Regions from separate parts of the Homo sapiens genome. Here region 2 is linked to region 1. Evidence: chromatin loops called from intact Hi-C (ENCODE). Cell type or tissue: endothelial cell of umbilical vein. All regions are shown on one strand.

Evidence for each region. Hi-C counts contacts between places; a loop is a spot of excess contacts. Peaks named below come from ENCODE experiments on the same cell type or tissue, not always from the same donor. Only the 100,000 strongest peaks of a DNase experiment are listed, where the experiment ranks them.
Region 2: it touches region 1 in a loop (9-fold over the local background); 3 of 110 quality-filtered maps call a loop at or near these places.

Annotation. Positions count from the first base shown.
Region 1 is chr14:30,219,151-30,227,150 of GRCh38, forward strand. No RefSeq gene overlaps it. Among named protein-coding and RNA genes, the nearest start is that of PRKD1, 300 kb to the left of the region's middle. In endothelial cell of umbilical vein, no CTCF peak of the experiment used is centred here; DNase peaks (open chromatin) are centred at 2,581, 4,381, 4,961, 6,171 and 1 weaker place; H3K27ac peaks cover 3,089 bases.
Region 2 is chr14:29,738,760-29,746,759 of GRCh38, forward strand. The region is part of intron 1 of PRKD1 (protein kinase D1); the gene reads right to left. Among named protein-coding and RNA genes, the nearest start is that of PRKD1, 190 kb to the right of the region's middle. In endothelial cell of umbilical vein, no CTCF peak of the experiment used is centred here; DNase peaks (open chromatin) are centred at 3,262 and 3,402; H3K27ac peaks cover 1,419 bases.

The sequences.
Region 1 (8,000 bases):
AATCTGGAAATGCAGTGTAAAGTACTGTTGCCGAATTAGACAAATGTCTTCCCCGAGCCAGCGATCCTTTCCGTAGTAAATGTTTTCAAGCATTGACGGATTGGAAGCCATGGAAATAGTCTCAACACCCAGCTGGCTGACTGAGTCAGAAATGAGATGGCCCATGGATGCTTCTCTTTTCCAGGCTGCTGTGTACCAACCCCAGAGTATCTTGGGAGTAGAGAAAATAAAAACAATTGACTTGTTTCCTAAGACCCAAATGGACTTGCTCAGCCTGATTTTGAATTCTTTTTCCATTGCCACAAAAATTGAAGGTAGAGGTAGAAAAAGGGAATCGTGATTTCTGGGTTCTAAAAAGGATAGTTTGGTGCTTTATGGTCTATCTCAAGCATATATGCAATACCATGAGGCCAAAGAAAATGTCTCTAGAAAAGCTCGTGGTGATTTGAGGGTATAATGGGAGGAGAAGCCACACCAATGGGCCAAGTTATGGATAATCCATGCTTTGTGCTCCATGTTTCTGTCACTGTTTGGCCTCAGCAAACTCACTGACCCTCTCTGTTCCTTGGTTTCCTTGTACAAAAAATATGCTTAATATGCTTAATAGTGTTCCCTATTTAACAGAATTCTCATTAAGAAAGTTGAGATTAGCCTGGCCAGCATGGTGAAACCCTGTCTCTACTAAAAATACAAAAATTAGCCAGGTATGGTGGCAGACGCCTGTAATCTCAGCTACTTAGGAGGCTGAGGCAGGAAAATTGCTTGAACCCAAGAGGCAGATGTTGCAATGAGCCAAGATCATGCCATTGCGCACCAGCCTGGGCGACAAGAGCGAAACTCTGTCTCAAAAAAAAAAAAAAAAGTTATGAGATTAATCTTCAAAAGTCAGTGGTTGTAAAAACTGTATGGCTGTAAAAAAAATGAGGCTAGTTTCGTAAACTATATACAGATAATTCATTACAAGTATTTCAAGCAAGAGCATACTGATTGTGAGGGCACTGTGTAAGTTCAATAGGAACAATGAAAAGAAATTGGTGTGTCAAGGGTTAAATATGTAAATTCATAAGGAAGATGGGCCCAATATATTTAGTATGGCTAATAAAGAAAAGAGTTGTACCCAAAGAAACTTGCATCCAATGGCAGTTATCCACAGCCATTCCTCAGGGAAATCTATCAGTCAACAAGGCAGCCCCATGTAGAAGACAGAATCATGAACAACAATCAAGATACCTGAGTCTAAATAATTTTTATGCAGTGACATCTCATCTCAGGCATCAGACTAAGCATGCTACAAAGATGATTTCATTTAATCCTTACAACTATCCTATGAGGATGATGGTATTAGTATCCATGCTTTATAATTGAATATATTTTATACAGGTTAGGAAACTTGCCAAAGGTCACACAACTGGGATTCAAACTCCAAAAGTCAAATTCCAGGGTCACACTCCTAAGTATCATACCACACTGTTTCCTGGTAAAATAATTGCTGGTAAGTCACTTACGCTGAGTTCTTACACCTAAGGTTGGGTTGATATAATCTCTAAAGTCTTTTCCATATATAAAATAAAAAGCTTATTTAACATAGCACTAGATTGGGTAAGCCAATCTGTTTCTTTGGCAGAATATATCAACATATCCTTCTTTGACAGAATACATATATATTGATATGATAGAATACATGTCTATGTATATATTGATTTGATAGAATACGTGTGTGTGTGTGTGTGTGTGTGTGTGTGTGTGTGTGTGTGTGTGTGTATTTCCAGCTCTGTTTGTTACTGTGTCCCCACCACTGGTTGAGAGCCCATCTGTGCAGCTCAATGGCTTGCACAGCACTGATAAGAACTCCATAAATGGAACTGGCCAGGGACATTTTGGACTCATGCTTTTTGATGCTTTGCTAATTGCATAAATTCCAAACTCATGCCATCCAGGCGTCACTGACCTTTCCTGCTTCTAAGAATTCTTCTCCGGTTTTGTTGATTCCTGCCCTAGTTTCCATAGCAGCTGCTCCACATATTGTCTCCCACTTTCCAGTACCCAACCCCATTTAAATCCCCTCTCACATCTTACCCCAGCAGTTCATCTTTCTTTCAGCTTTTCTGAGACTGGTGTTCCTAGAACCCTTCTTTTTCACTTGACAGAATTTCTTTAAATGTTCATGATTCCTTTTCTCCCTCCCACACACTTAAAGGGAAGCAGCATCCGTCTTTCTTCCTCCGTCACTCCATCTTATTGAATCTTGTTATATTATTTCTCCTTTCTCTTATGAATTCCATCTCTTGTTCTTTTCCCCTTTTGTCTAGGAACATACTCAAGCCAGGGGGTTATATCAGTACAGGACTTTTAACTAACACTGTTGAAGATATCCTATGTGCCAGATATTGTATTAGATAATATGCACATGATACTGTATTTAGTCTTCACAGTAACCTCAAAAGGTCGATTTTATAATTGGCATTTTGTATGAGAGGAAATTATGCTTAAACACATTAAGTAACTTGGCCGACGTCATGTACGAAATAAATGGGTAGTGCCAGGATTTAAACCAAGTTTCATTCCAACTTGCATGTTCTTTCCACTGTATCTCACTTGTTTCTGAAACTAAATAAATAAACCCTTTCCTGCAACCCTGCTGCGTTAAGCTCTCATTTTGTCTTTCACTGCCAAACTGGAGTTAAATACTGCAAGCATTTATTAAACATTAGTTATGTTCAAGTGACCGTGCTATATACTTTCCCCGGAGGAAAGACAAAGATAAGTAACATCATCCTTAGCTTCCAGAAGCTTACAACCTAATAACCTAATCCGGGTATCAGATATGTAAACAACAATAAAATGAGACAGGAAGAAGTGCTAAATAAAGTTACCAGAATCCTCTGAGGATACAAATAAAGAGAAAATAACTCGAACTAAGGGACGGTCAGAGCAGAGAATTTCATAAAATAGCTTTTGAGTCATTCAAACCACTTTCTATTGACCTGCAATTCAACCTTGGGAATGTGTCTTCTCCCATCTCTTCCTTTGTGTTCTCTCACTCCCAGCCTACACTATCACTGCACCTTCGAAACTGATCTTCCCACCTCCAACTTTTCCCACTTCAGTCCAGCCTACAAAAGATCCTTGCTGCTGAGTTGCCCTCATTATACCCAACTCAGATTCACCACTCCCTGAATAATACTTTGTGTGGCTCCCTGCTGCCTGCTAAGTAGGAATATATTTATTTACTTTATCCTCAATAATCATAGGCCAACCATATGAAGTTGTTATAAAGATCAAACAGATAACATATGGGCCAAAAGTGTGAAAACCACAAATCATTTTAAAGATAACCTAATGATTACTATATTATGTATCCTACACTTGGACCAGTGTCTGTTTCCTGAACCCAGTCATGGCCGTAGCTCACTGCTGTTACTATAATGACCTCGTTCCTCCTTTCTAACTGTAAAATTCTATTCTATATGTCTCTCAAGGCCCAGCCATAAAAGCTACAGTCTTAAGAAAACATTTTCTCACCTCTCAATGAAAATGTCCTCTGGCTTCTCTGGACATCCTCAGAGCTTTACTTCCAACTTTTCCAATGCGTGTGTCACAGCAAGCCAAATATTATAGATGGTTGAGCATATGTTACAGTTTCCTTGGTTAATTGAAAGCTATTTTAAGGCAAGAACCATTCCATTCATCTTCACAAGGTTTGTGTGCCTAGCACAGTGCCTTACCTAAAGTAGGCACTCAAATATCAATTAAATGGAAGATTAAAACAGGAGGTTATGTTACTCTGTACTGAAATAATTTCAACAGGAGCAAAGGGAAGAATTTTTCATCCATCCTTTTCTGGGATTTAAAGCAAGGCATGAGGATGCAGAACATGCACACCCATACCAAATAACACCAGCGTAGTGGCCATAATGGGGAGGAGAAAAACCCAAATTGACTGGCCCCAATCTTGTGTCTGCCCTTCCAATTCTTATTTTTCAGGACCGAAGAGCCACTGGAAAGCCTAAATGGCAATCATTAGATTTGCCATCTTTCTCTCAGAAATTCAGAATTCAGAAATGGGAGCTATTTTGAAAATCAAAATGAGTAGCTGAAAGTCTCAGCTAAAAGCACACATTTTTCTATTACTCTCCTCGGTTCTCTCTCTCCCTCTGTGCTGTTTATCTCAAGTAACTAGGGGAGCTTGTTTAAGTGAAATCTTGTTATAAACAGTTAAGTCGAATGATGCTACTAGAAGAAGGCTGGGCACAGAGAGATCTGTGACCATGGTCAAAGCCAAGAGTCTCCTTAGTATAGTCCAGAGAGATCAGTTCACTTGGCCCCTCCAAGCTGGTGGTGACTCAAAAATCAGGCAGAAAGCCAGAGGATATCTGGGTTCTGACTCATGTAAACAGGAAACAGTGCCAAAGGCCTCCAGCCAGCCCCAGGTGTGCAGACTGCAGACCTGCACTGGCTTCTCATTGACCTGCAGTTGGCACAGCGTTATCTACAGGCTCTGTCATTATTACTGCCATGACTGTGTCATGTTTGGAGAGCAGATGCCTCCTCTCCCCACTGTCACTTGGAATTCACAAGAGGGCTGAAAAGCATGCCTGATCAGCTTAGGCAGCGGAATTCTCTGCTCTAGCCAGACTTTCTAGATTGATATCAGCTTTTATTATCTTATCATCTTTTCTCAGAAAATTCAAAACGTTTCTCATTGTCCCAATCCCAGTTACTCTACTTCCCACATAACCTCTAGCAAATAATTTACATCTCTAAAATGCCCTGTCTTTTACCTTTGCAGAAGCTGATAAGATAGTCAGAGATGGTGTGTAGTCCTTCTCTTTGTCCATATTGTTAACAATAAAGTTAGTTCTCAAAGATGCACAAAACCTCACACCTGGGAACAGAGTCACTGTAAGGAAATACAACTTTTATCTAAGTTCATTTCTGTTTACCTTGGCTACCTCCCATTTTTCACACTCCAGAAAGAAAAGAAAATTCCCAATCAGGTTCTTGCCAGAACCCTAGTACAGGGCAGGAATGAGGACATGGGCAGTGCCAGGGCAAATTTTTGGCTCCATGGTTGCAACTTGGCAGCATCGCCTTCCAAACAAGAAACAATTGCATAAACTTATATGGTTTCAAAAGGTTTAAATGTTTGCCAGGCGTGAAAGGGAGAAAAAAAAAATCATTTCACAGAATTCCAGCTCAGCGGTTCTAAAAATGATGAACCTTCTAGCTTCCAACTATCTGAGACCCCTGCCCTCTAAAATTTCCTGCCACATTTCTTGGGACCTCCTACATTCTCAGGAACCCTGGTGGCAATTGTTTTGCCTAAACCATGTCTAAAGAGTCCTTGGAGACTGTTATAACCACCCAAGTCCTCTCTTCCACTAGGAAGCCACCTCTCACTCTCCCATCTTAAGGGATACCCCCTTAAGATACCAACCTAATGGGGGTATCTAATGCCTGGCTCTGCCTCCTTCCTCCTACCTGAGGATTGCCTTCCATTTGGAAGGCCTGAGCCATAAGCCATGCAGACCAAGCATTTCTGAGCTTCTCGTGGTCTCTTCATTAGAGGATTTATGGAGCTGGATTCACTCCGAATATCCTATTATGTTCCTCAAGAATTTTGGTATCCAACAGGGAAGGGAGAAGATTGGAATTCACCTACTTGGCCCCAGAGCACCTCTTCCTCTTAGACAGCTGGGTAGAAAACATCTTGCCACAATGACTGAAGCCTGAGGTGGCCAAGGATAGGGTTTGTGAATGCCACACAGCCTGGCAGCACTGGCTGAAAGTGCTCTGTCTCGCCTATAAGTGGAGTGATCGAGACACACTTGGAGATCCATGGAATACTTTTTCTTACTATTTACTTGCTTATTTATACCTACTGCTCTGTGTTCTGAAAAGGATATGAGATAGACTCAAAAATAAATACAGTAAATCATGCTAAAATAATAAGAGGCAGTGAGGGTCGAGTATTTAAAAAAGAGTATAAAAACGATAGAAAGCCAGGGGAAAGATTAGCACAGAGAAATACAGGCTATAAAGTTTGCACAGCTCCTAGAGGTGGGCTACAAATGTGGCTGTGAGCTTGTGAGCAGCCAAACAAAGGAAAATATGACATGATTCATAGTGTCTATTATATAAAAATAACACAGTTGCTATCAAGAGACCAGGCCTTTCCTAGTACTGAGATCAGAGAGGAATGTCTCCCCGGGGTCCACATCAAGAGAACATTGTGTGCTGCACCTGAGACAAATAGAGCAAATTTCATGTGACTTTGCTTCCCAACTTCTGTCAGTCTAGAGGATGACACAACAGCAAAGCACAGCTCAATGGTTTTGCACAGCTGTCCAAAATCATTCTTGAGAAGAAAAAGTAGTAAATAAAATTCTTAAAAAATCTCCTGGGAGGGTAAAATAAGATGCTCAAATTATCCAGCTCTCTTGTGGTCTCAACTGATCCTATTGGAAAATGTTTAAATATCTGGAGAAATGAGCAATATGGAAACTCTTCAAGCCATTCTGTTCTTCAAGCCTTCAAGCTACACTATTTCTTTCAGCTGTGAGCATTTGGTAAGAGTTGGGCGACAGAAAGTTTGAGATTATATTTTCAGCAAAAACCTGAGAAGCCAATAGTCGCTCATTAAGAACAGAGCGATAAATTTTGGCTATCAACTAAGCTGAGGTGAGAGTTGGGGGGAGGATCAAGTCACCCTATTTAAAAAAAAAAAAAAAAAAAGAATGAGAAGAGTGTTTTCTATGATATGAGGTAGACCAGCTGGCCATAAGTAGGTAAGCCAAGCAACTGTGGCAACCCAGGACCAAGGTAATTGTGAATTAGATCTCTATATCTTTAAACTTAAGATCTAAAATCCTTGGTTAATCCCAGCTCCAACCAAGCAGATAATACTTTCCATTTTTCATGGATATATTTTAAGAATGACTGTATTTTAATTATAGGCAAGATGATATTTCAGGACATTTAAGGAAAGATATCTATAGCTCTTAACATCTATTCAGGGGAATTTCAAAGTATTTTAGGTTCGTTTAGTATGAAAGTATTGAAGGTGCTATGTAAATGTAGGTTATTATTACAATTTAATGACATTCCCCTCAAGCAAAAATTGCTAAAATTTACAAAGTGCGGAAAGAAGCGCATCTACTTCCTATTTTTCAGGGGTAATTAATTAACAAGCACATAAACAATTTACTTAGCCACAGGAAATTAAAGTAATAATAATAAACATATGGGCCTAGAAATCCAATTACAGAAGGTCTCTTATTTGCCCCAATGCAGGGAAGAAATACAGAACTAATACCCCCAAACCGCCACACCTCCTGCCCCATGCTTTCTTCCTCCACAGGCACAACACACACCAAAGAGAGGAGTGCAGACTCTATTGGGGTTGATACTTCCCTCTAACATAAGACACCCATGAATAAAATCTATGTTGAACTACGAATTCAACCCTACCAGAAATGTGCTCTGTCTGTGAATCTACTGAAACGAAACCGCACATACTGCACACTGGCCATTCTCTGCCATCCCTGCAAATGGTACAAGAGACCAGTAACCCAATGGCACCAGAGGAGGTTAAATTAATCCCCCAGTTTTTTTAATGTAGCAACTTGTATTTGACTTTGGAATGCAGTCGTTTTATAGTTTAGAATTGTTTTATCCTAGATAAAGCATGTAACTGGGAGAGACAAACTAGAATGACAATAAACAGAGCAAAATAGTCCAGTCTTCCATGAACCATTTGCCATAGTTAATCTACATAGTGGGTAATCAACCTTCATAGAAAATGGATAGCTGTCTCGGTTTAAAAGCCCAGGCAAGTTTATACTAAGGTGGGCAATCATATAGGTATGAATGGAAGACAGTTACATACAATTCCATTTGAGTTTGTCTCTAAAATTGTAATGGCTTTCTCCAAGTCCAGTCTCTCAAATGTGCTCCTCGCTGGTAACATTTTTCCCTCTATTTTGAATGTGTCTATAATA
Region 2 (8,000 bases), 480 kb before region 1:
TCCTTCCTTCCTTCCTTCCTTCTTTCTTTCTCTCTCTCTTTCTTTCTCTCTGTCTCTCTCTCTTTCTTTTTTCTTTTTTTTTTTTTGGAGACAGAGTCTCACTCTGTTGCCCAAGCTGGAGTGCAGTGATGCCGCAATCTTGGCTCAGTGCAACTTCCACTTCCCAGGTTGAAGTGAGTGATTCTTCTGCCTCAGCCTCTGGTGTAGCTGGTATTATAGGTGTGTGCCACCATGCCTGACTACTTTTTGTATTTTTAGTAGAGACAGGGTTTCACCATGTTGGCCAGGCTGATCTTAAACTCCTTGCTTCAAGTGATCCTCCAGCTTTGGCCTCCCAAAGTGCTGGGAGTACAGGCATGAGCCACTGTGTGGCCCCAATGCTTCTTTTGTAAAGGAATGCCTAACACCAGGTGTCTACCAACTTCAGAAATCTTCAAGGTCCAAATTTAGAAACACAAAAGTCACTCCGGTTAGTCTTCTTCTCTACACTGTATTGACAAAATAACTTCCTTTTCTCATTCAAGACAAGACTTTAATTTACTCCACTCTGTTTTTCTAAAGGCAGGGCTAGAATCTGACCCATAAGCTATCTTCTGCTTAGACCTCTCTTTTTTTTTAGCCACTCTCCTTTCTATTGAGTTCAAAATCTGATTGTTTAAAAAACGGTTTTCCTTCATAATTTTAAATTTGTACCTTAACTTTATCCCATCTATTTGAATTACAGCAAAAATAAAATAAAATAAATGGGAAAAGATATCTAAGACAAAAAAGAATATATCTAATTAAAGAAAAGTCTGCCTGGAATCTTTTGAAATTAAAGTTTTGAATGTGAAATGGCAGATTTTGGCTATGAGATTCTAAAGTTTGTTGTCCTACAAGATATAGAAATACACATATAACTGGAACTCGCTTAACCTTTGGGGAATAAAGCTAGACTATAAATCCTCCTTCCTTGGGCATATAAATATATTGATGTTGTGTATCAAGTATTGCTAAAGAAGTCTAATAAGCTACAGGTTTCTCTTTAAGGCAGATGTGACTCAGTGAGATACTTAATGGTTGGCAAAAACCTTCTTTTATTTTAATTTGAATAACATGTCATCTATTAAGATAAAAGCAATAAGATATGACTTAATAAATCATTAACTCTAATGCAGCAATTTCTGTGTATAGACTTCCTGGAGGTAGTTTAAATCATTATTTTGTTGTATATAATTTTTAAGTTTTAAAATAAATGTTCATATCAAGCAATTACAGGAGGTAATAATCAATGAGAGCCTCACTATTGTTGTGTAAAAACATATTATCTTGCATTATACCTTGACAGATTACTAGTTAGTGATAGCTATTAGAAGTCTTAGTAGACACTTTGAAATTATTCACACAACAGTAATTAGGCGTGTGGATGTGCAGCTTGGAAATGAAAAAAATGTACTTCACACTTCACACTATTTGTCTCACTCTGAATAAAACTGTCACTATAGCACAATGAAGATTTTTATATTTCATAAAGGCTAAATGTTTATTACTTTAACAAATTAAAAATAATAGACACAGGTACTGAACAAAATGAAGGCTATGACAGCAACTAAAAAAGTTTAACCAAAAGTTAAGAATCATTAACTTTAGAGAAGAAAAACTCATTTTAGAGATGAGTAAGTTGATGTCCAGAACATATTAAGGAATATTTTCAAGGTGACAGTGGTAGGTAGTGCCAGAATAATAGCTAAGAGCTAGTCTCTTGAATTTTACTGCTTGATCTTTCCTCTCAGTTCTGCTTCTCTTAGAAAGGAAAGACAGAAAGAATGGCCAAATGTCCAGCAAACAGTGATTCAGAACTGAAATCCCTGAGCACTTTTCTTTACCAGAAAGCCCTGGACCCAGGCTTTTGGATTTTGAATAAAACCAAAGTAAATGATTTAATGAGCTTTGTAGCAGCTGTTCCTGGCTATCTTCAATTCTACTATTTGACCCAGCAATCCCATTACTGGGTATATGCCTAGAGGACTATAAAACATTCAACCACATAAAGACACATGCATATGAATGTTCATTGCAGCACTATTCACAATAGCAAAAACATGGAATCAACCTAAATGCCCATCTATGACAGACTGGATTTTTAAAAATGTGGTACATATACACCACAGAATATGATGCAGTCATTAAAAAGAATGAGGGCATGTCTTTTGCAGGACCATGGATGGAGCTGCAGGACATTATCCTTAGCAAACTAACACAGGAACAGAAAACCAAATACCACATCTTCTCACTTATAAGCGGGAGCTAAATGATGAGAACTTAGGGATACAAAGAAAGGAACAACAGACATTATTGGGGCCTAATTGAGGGTGGAGGGTAGGAGGAGGTAGAGGAGCAGAAAAAAAATAACGATTAGGTACTAGGCTTAGTACCTGGGTGATAAAATTGTTTATACAACAAACTTTCATAACACAAGTTTACCTATATAACAAATCTGCACATGTACCCTGGAACCTAAAATAAAAATTAAAAAATAAATAAAGTTCACCGTGAATATTATCATAATTAATGTTTATAAACTTGCCTCTCAATCATATTTCTATATTTTACACGTTTAGGTATACATATATGACATATGTCATGTGTATATACTTGCATATATACTTATACCTGTTTGTATGTTTATTACTTCATTGACTACCTCCCAGAACCACTGCAGAGATTAGATGAACCAACATATGTAAAGTAATTACTATTGGCCCAGACTCATAGCAAATGCTTTATATATGTTCGTTGTTGTTATTATAAGTAGCCATGACCTTGAGAAGTTCTTCTAGGCCACTCTGTTCTAGTTAAAAAACGTCAGATAAGGAACGACACAGACACATACATCATGCACACTCAGTGGTCTGCAATTTCTGCTTGCCTTCTATAACTTCAATACAGCTCCACATGATTTCTAATTGGCTCTACCTAAGTCCTAAAAACTAAAAAGGCTAAAAACTAAGGTTTTCTTAACTTCCATTTTGTTAATTTTACTGACACTTATATTCATTATATCTATATATCTTGTTTTTCCTCAAAATTAACCTATATTCAGTGACAAACTGATTTTTTTTAAAAAAACTCCCTTTCTTTGATTAATATTATGACATTTTTACATTAATTCCATGTATTGTGCTAGAATCAAGCAAGGGCCATGGATTTGGATGCTGGCATGGATTCAGTGGAATTCCATTGTTCTGACTGTGCTACAAATGATCCTTTGGTTCCAAGGACAAAAATCTCATTTCCCAAAGCCAAATCCCCAAGGAAGTGGTGTATTTCTTTCTTCTTTGTACTGATAAGTGGACAGTGCATCTGATTTAAAGGATCAAAATCAAAACAATTTCTCTCATTTACTTTGATGTTCCTTGAGATAGGAAAGAATTTCTTCTCCCCTTGTAAAATGCTGTACGGCTTCTGGAAAAAAATGCTGTAGCATGCAGGAGAGGAAAGGAGAGCCAAAGACAATAAAACCACCTGCCACCCCAACATTAGTGACGTTTATTATTTTGGTCTTTCCGTTCACTCCCAAGTGGCCAGATGTCCTCAGCTGAACTGACGGCCAATAGCAGATTTTGGACTCGCCTACAAAGACCTTTCTATGCTTGTATTAAAAGGGTATCTGCAAAGGTTCTATGCGTATCTGTGATGTTTGGGATCTTGATTCAGGTTAGTAGGTCATAGAGAAATGTATCATACTTCCAGCAAATCTGACTAATGGTCTGTTGCTGTCTCTCTTAAAGGCAGATATAATTTACAAAGACTAAATCTAAAGAACAGTAAAAAATAGCAAGTTACACTTGACCCCATGAAAGGCTGAAATAAAAAATGAGATATTGAGGAAAAAATCTATAGATGTTCATGTTCTTTGCTTTAGGATACCGTAAAAAATGAGTATCAAGGTAAAATGTTATACTGTGACTATGCATAAAATAATCGCTTTCATTTTTCATGCATATAATCGATCAATATATATCTATGCTAATATGAAATAACTTCAATTTTGTTAGAGAAACAATGGCAGCTTACCTACTGAGAGCTAGATAAATACCTTGTCACATAAGTTATTCAGTACAAGTTTGTATCTTCATTTTATTGGATAACTGGGAACACAGTAGTAAACAATACAAAGAGCCCTCACCCCCATGAAGGTCTGAGATATGCCTAAAATTCTTGAGTTTCATGGGATTGTCACAGTCAATCCCCAAAAAGCTAACATCCTGACATTCTTCATCCTGCTCCCTTTATATTTCTGTAATCCAATTTGCTTATAATCACAAGACTATAAAGGAGTCAGAGTGAGAAATGTTTTAAGCAAGATATTTTGAGAGGAGTTTCTTTGCCTTTAAAAAAGGGCAGAACAAACTTTTCTTGAGGGAAATCTAGTTTACACTCAAGGTACCTGAGAAATCTCAGCTTGTGAATAGGCCGGTAACTAGAGGTTCTCAAAAATCTTTATTGTATTCTAGAAGAAACTGGGAGCGCAGAAGAGGCTAGCTGCATGAGTGTGTCATTTCATCTAGATTCAGTCACTGCACTAATTCACATGCCTTTTCACTGGAAGGGAGAGAAAGGGTATATATAAAAATTAAAACTGAAACATTTGAATTAAACATGGTATTTTATATATATATGGAGAAAGAGAGAGAAAGCTAGTTTGAACACAGAGAACCAAGCAGAGAACCAAAAAAAATTTTGATGTCTCACTCTAAATTCATAGAACATAAAATTCACTAGTGGAGACAAGAACATGTTAGGAAACAGAACATCTTGCCTCACAAAACTTCAAACACAACAATCAAAATTCAGATTGCAGACAAAACATTCAAGATATATTGCACTTCAGATTCCACCCCATTTATAGAAATACGCCTCACAAGAAGGATCTGAGTTTCCTGCATGCACGCTCCCTTGAATCGACTCCAGGCAGGCTGTCTGCCCAACCTCTACTCTCAAATCTCTCTCTTTAAACTGCCAATCAATGCCCTTCACATTGCCAGCTTCTATGGGTAATTCTCAGTTCCTCACAGACATTTCAGCAGCATGTGACCCAGTGGATCACTCCCTCTTTCAAACAACACACTTTCTTCTCTGGATTCCAGAATAGTGTATTCTTTTGTCTTTCCTCCCACTTGACTGGCTATCACTTTTTAGTCACTTTTACTGAACCCTCTTTTTCTTTCCAATCTCTAGATAGGTGCTGGAGTGTTCAGGACTCACTCTTCAGAAAGTTTATTTTCTCTGTTTATCATCACGCTCTTAAAGGATCTCATCCAGTCTCCAGACTTTAAATATCGTTTATACTCGGGTGACACAAATTTCTAACTCTATCATTGAGCCTCCCCTTAAAACATGGACTCATCTATCTAACTGATACACCATCTCTGCTGAGATGTATCTACAAGGTATCACATATTAACATGTTCAGAACAGAACTCTTAATTATCAGCCCCCACTGCCCCTCTTTGCTGCTCCGCATCTCAAGAAATGTCACTGCCATCCAGTTGTTCAGTTAGAAACCCTGGATTTATCTTTGAATTTTCTTTTTCTCTCTCACATATCTAATCTGTCAACAGATCTTGTTGCCTGTACATTAAAAGCACAATATACTCCAAATCCAAAGTTTGTCACCATCTCTACTGCTGTCTCCCTAGTCCAAGCCACAACCTCTCCAAAACCTGAATTAACTGCACAAGCCACCTGCCCCTACTCTTGCCCCCAGCAATCTACTCTACAAAGAGGAATTGGAATCATTCTTTTTATTAAAAAAACAAAACAAAACAGAATTTCACCCTTTTTGCCCAGGCTGGGGTGCAATGGCGTGATCTCAGCTCACTGTAGCCTCTACCTCCCGGGTTCAAGTGATTATCCTGCTTCAGCCTCCCGAGTAGTTGGGATTACAGGTGCCCGCCACCATGCCCAGCTAATTTTTTGTATTTTTAGTACAGATGAGGTTTTACCATGTTGCCAAGCTGGTCTTGAATTCCTAGCCTCAGGTGATCCACCCGCCTTGGCCTCCCAAAGCGCTGGAATTACAGGCATAGCCACTGTGCCTGGCATGGAGTCATTCTTCTAAACATGTGTCAGATCAAAGCCCTCCAACAGCTTCCCTTCACACATAGAATCATCCCAAAGTCAACCAGAGCTCATAGGCTCTCATCCAAACTATTACATCGCCACCTCATCTTCTTCTACCTCTTTTCCTCCACTCTGGCCTTATTACTGTTTTTCAAATAAGCAATTCCACCTTAGGGCCTTTGTGCTTGTGGCTCCTCCACCACCCCGGGATTGCAATATGCTTTTCCTCTATATTCACATGGCTAATTCCTCATTTTGCTCGTGTCACCTCCTTAGAGAGGCTTTCCCTGACCATCCACAAGGAATATAACAGTTCCTCTTACTCATATCTGTTGTCCTGCTTCCTTTTAATCAGATAAGTCATCACCACCTACACTTCTATGATATATCTATCTTTTTAAAAAAGAATTCTGTCTCTTAACTCAAATATGGGTCCATTAGAGTGGGGACTTTTTCCATCCTAGTCACTGTTGTATCCCAAGAGACTACAACAGTGTCTGGTACACCGTACATGCTCAGTATACATTGTTGAATCAATAAATGAACGAATAAGTCACAACGTGAGCTGTTTTATCTCACAAAGTATTAAGGGAATTAGTTAATCATTATTGTTATTATTTTTGAGATAGAGTCTTGATGCATCACCCAGGCTGGAGTGCAATGGTGCAATCATAGCTCACTGCAACCTTGAACTCCTGGGCTCAAGCAATCCTCCTGCCTCAGCCTCCTGAGTAGCTAGGACTACAGGCACATGCCGCCATGCCCAACTAATTATTATTATTATTATTATTGTAGAGACAGGGGGTCTCACTATGTTGCCCAGGCTGGTCTCAAACATCTGGCCTCAATGATCCTCCTGCCTCGGCCTCCCAAAGCACTTGGATTACAGGTGTGAGCCACCTGCACCCAGCCCATTTTTTAAAACATTACCAACCAAAGCAACACTGGAAACAGACTAATGATTTATCAATGGAGGGTTCAGGCTCCTTGTATCTGGAGACATTTTAAGAAAATGGTATCTAACTATCTATAGGTTTGAACAGATTATCTCTCTTCCTATTCCAATTCCACAATTAAAACATTTCAATGACCTGTATTTACTGGGACGGTCCGTTCCCCTTTGACTCTTAAAATAAAAGCAGTATTTATTTTTAGAAATCAGGATTTCCTTTCCTACAGAGGTTACAGCTCAGACACACTTGAGCACTGAAATGTTTACGATGACTTTGGGAGACTACTCACACTAAAGCAGCACACTTCCCCAGTGTGGAACCTCCAGGTCTCTGAGGGCCTAATTCTCATTTTTGGTGCCACTGTGGGAATTTCCTTCCTTGCCTTATCAGAGTATCTTGACCTTACCCCTCTAGAAAACTTTAGTTAAGCAGGGAAAACTGAATGCGCTTATTCCTAATATCAATAGATAACCACACCAACTTGGCTTGGTTCACCTTGCTAATTTATCTACTACCACCTGCCACTATCCCCTCAGTCACTCTTCTCCAGAACCTTCAACCACCAAGCACCTGGCTTCATGGCTTTTGTTCTTACTGTTACCTTGGCTTGGAACATTCTTCCACATAAAAGTCCACTGGTACACACTGTCATCTGATTCAGGTTTCTGTCTAAATATCCTTCTATTATTTATCTCATTGTGTGTGTACATATATACACACACACACACACACACACATAATCCCTCTACTCATTAACATGTGAGCTCACTTGGGGAGCGACTGTGTGTGTGCTTTGGTTCATTACTGTATCCCCAGTACCCAGGCTCAGAGCAGACAGTCAATAAACAGTCATCGAATGAATGCTCAATAAGTAGCTAGCATATTTTCATCATCCCTTCCCAATTCTGTTCATTATTCAGTGAACGAATTTTCATTTAATTC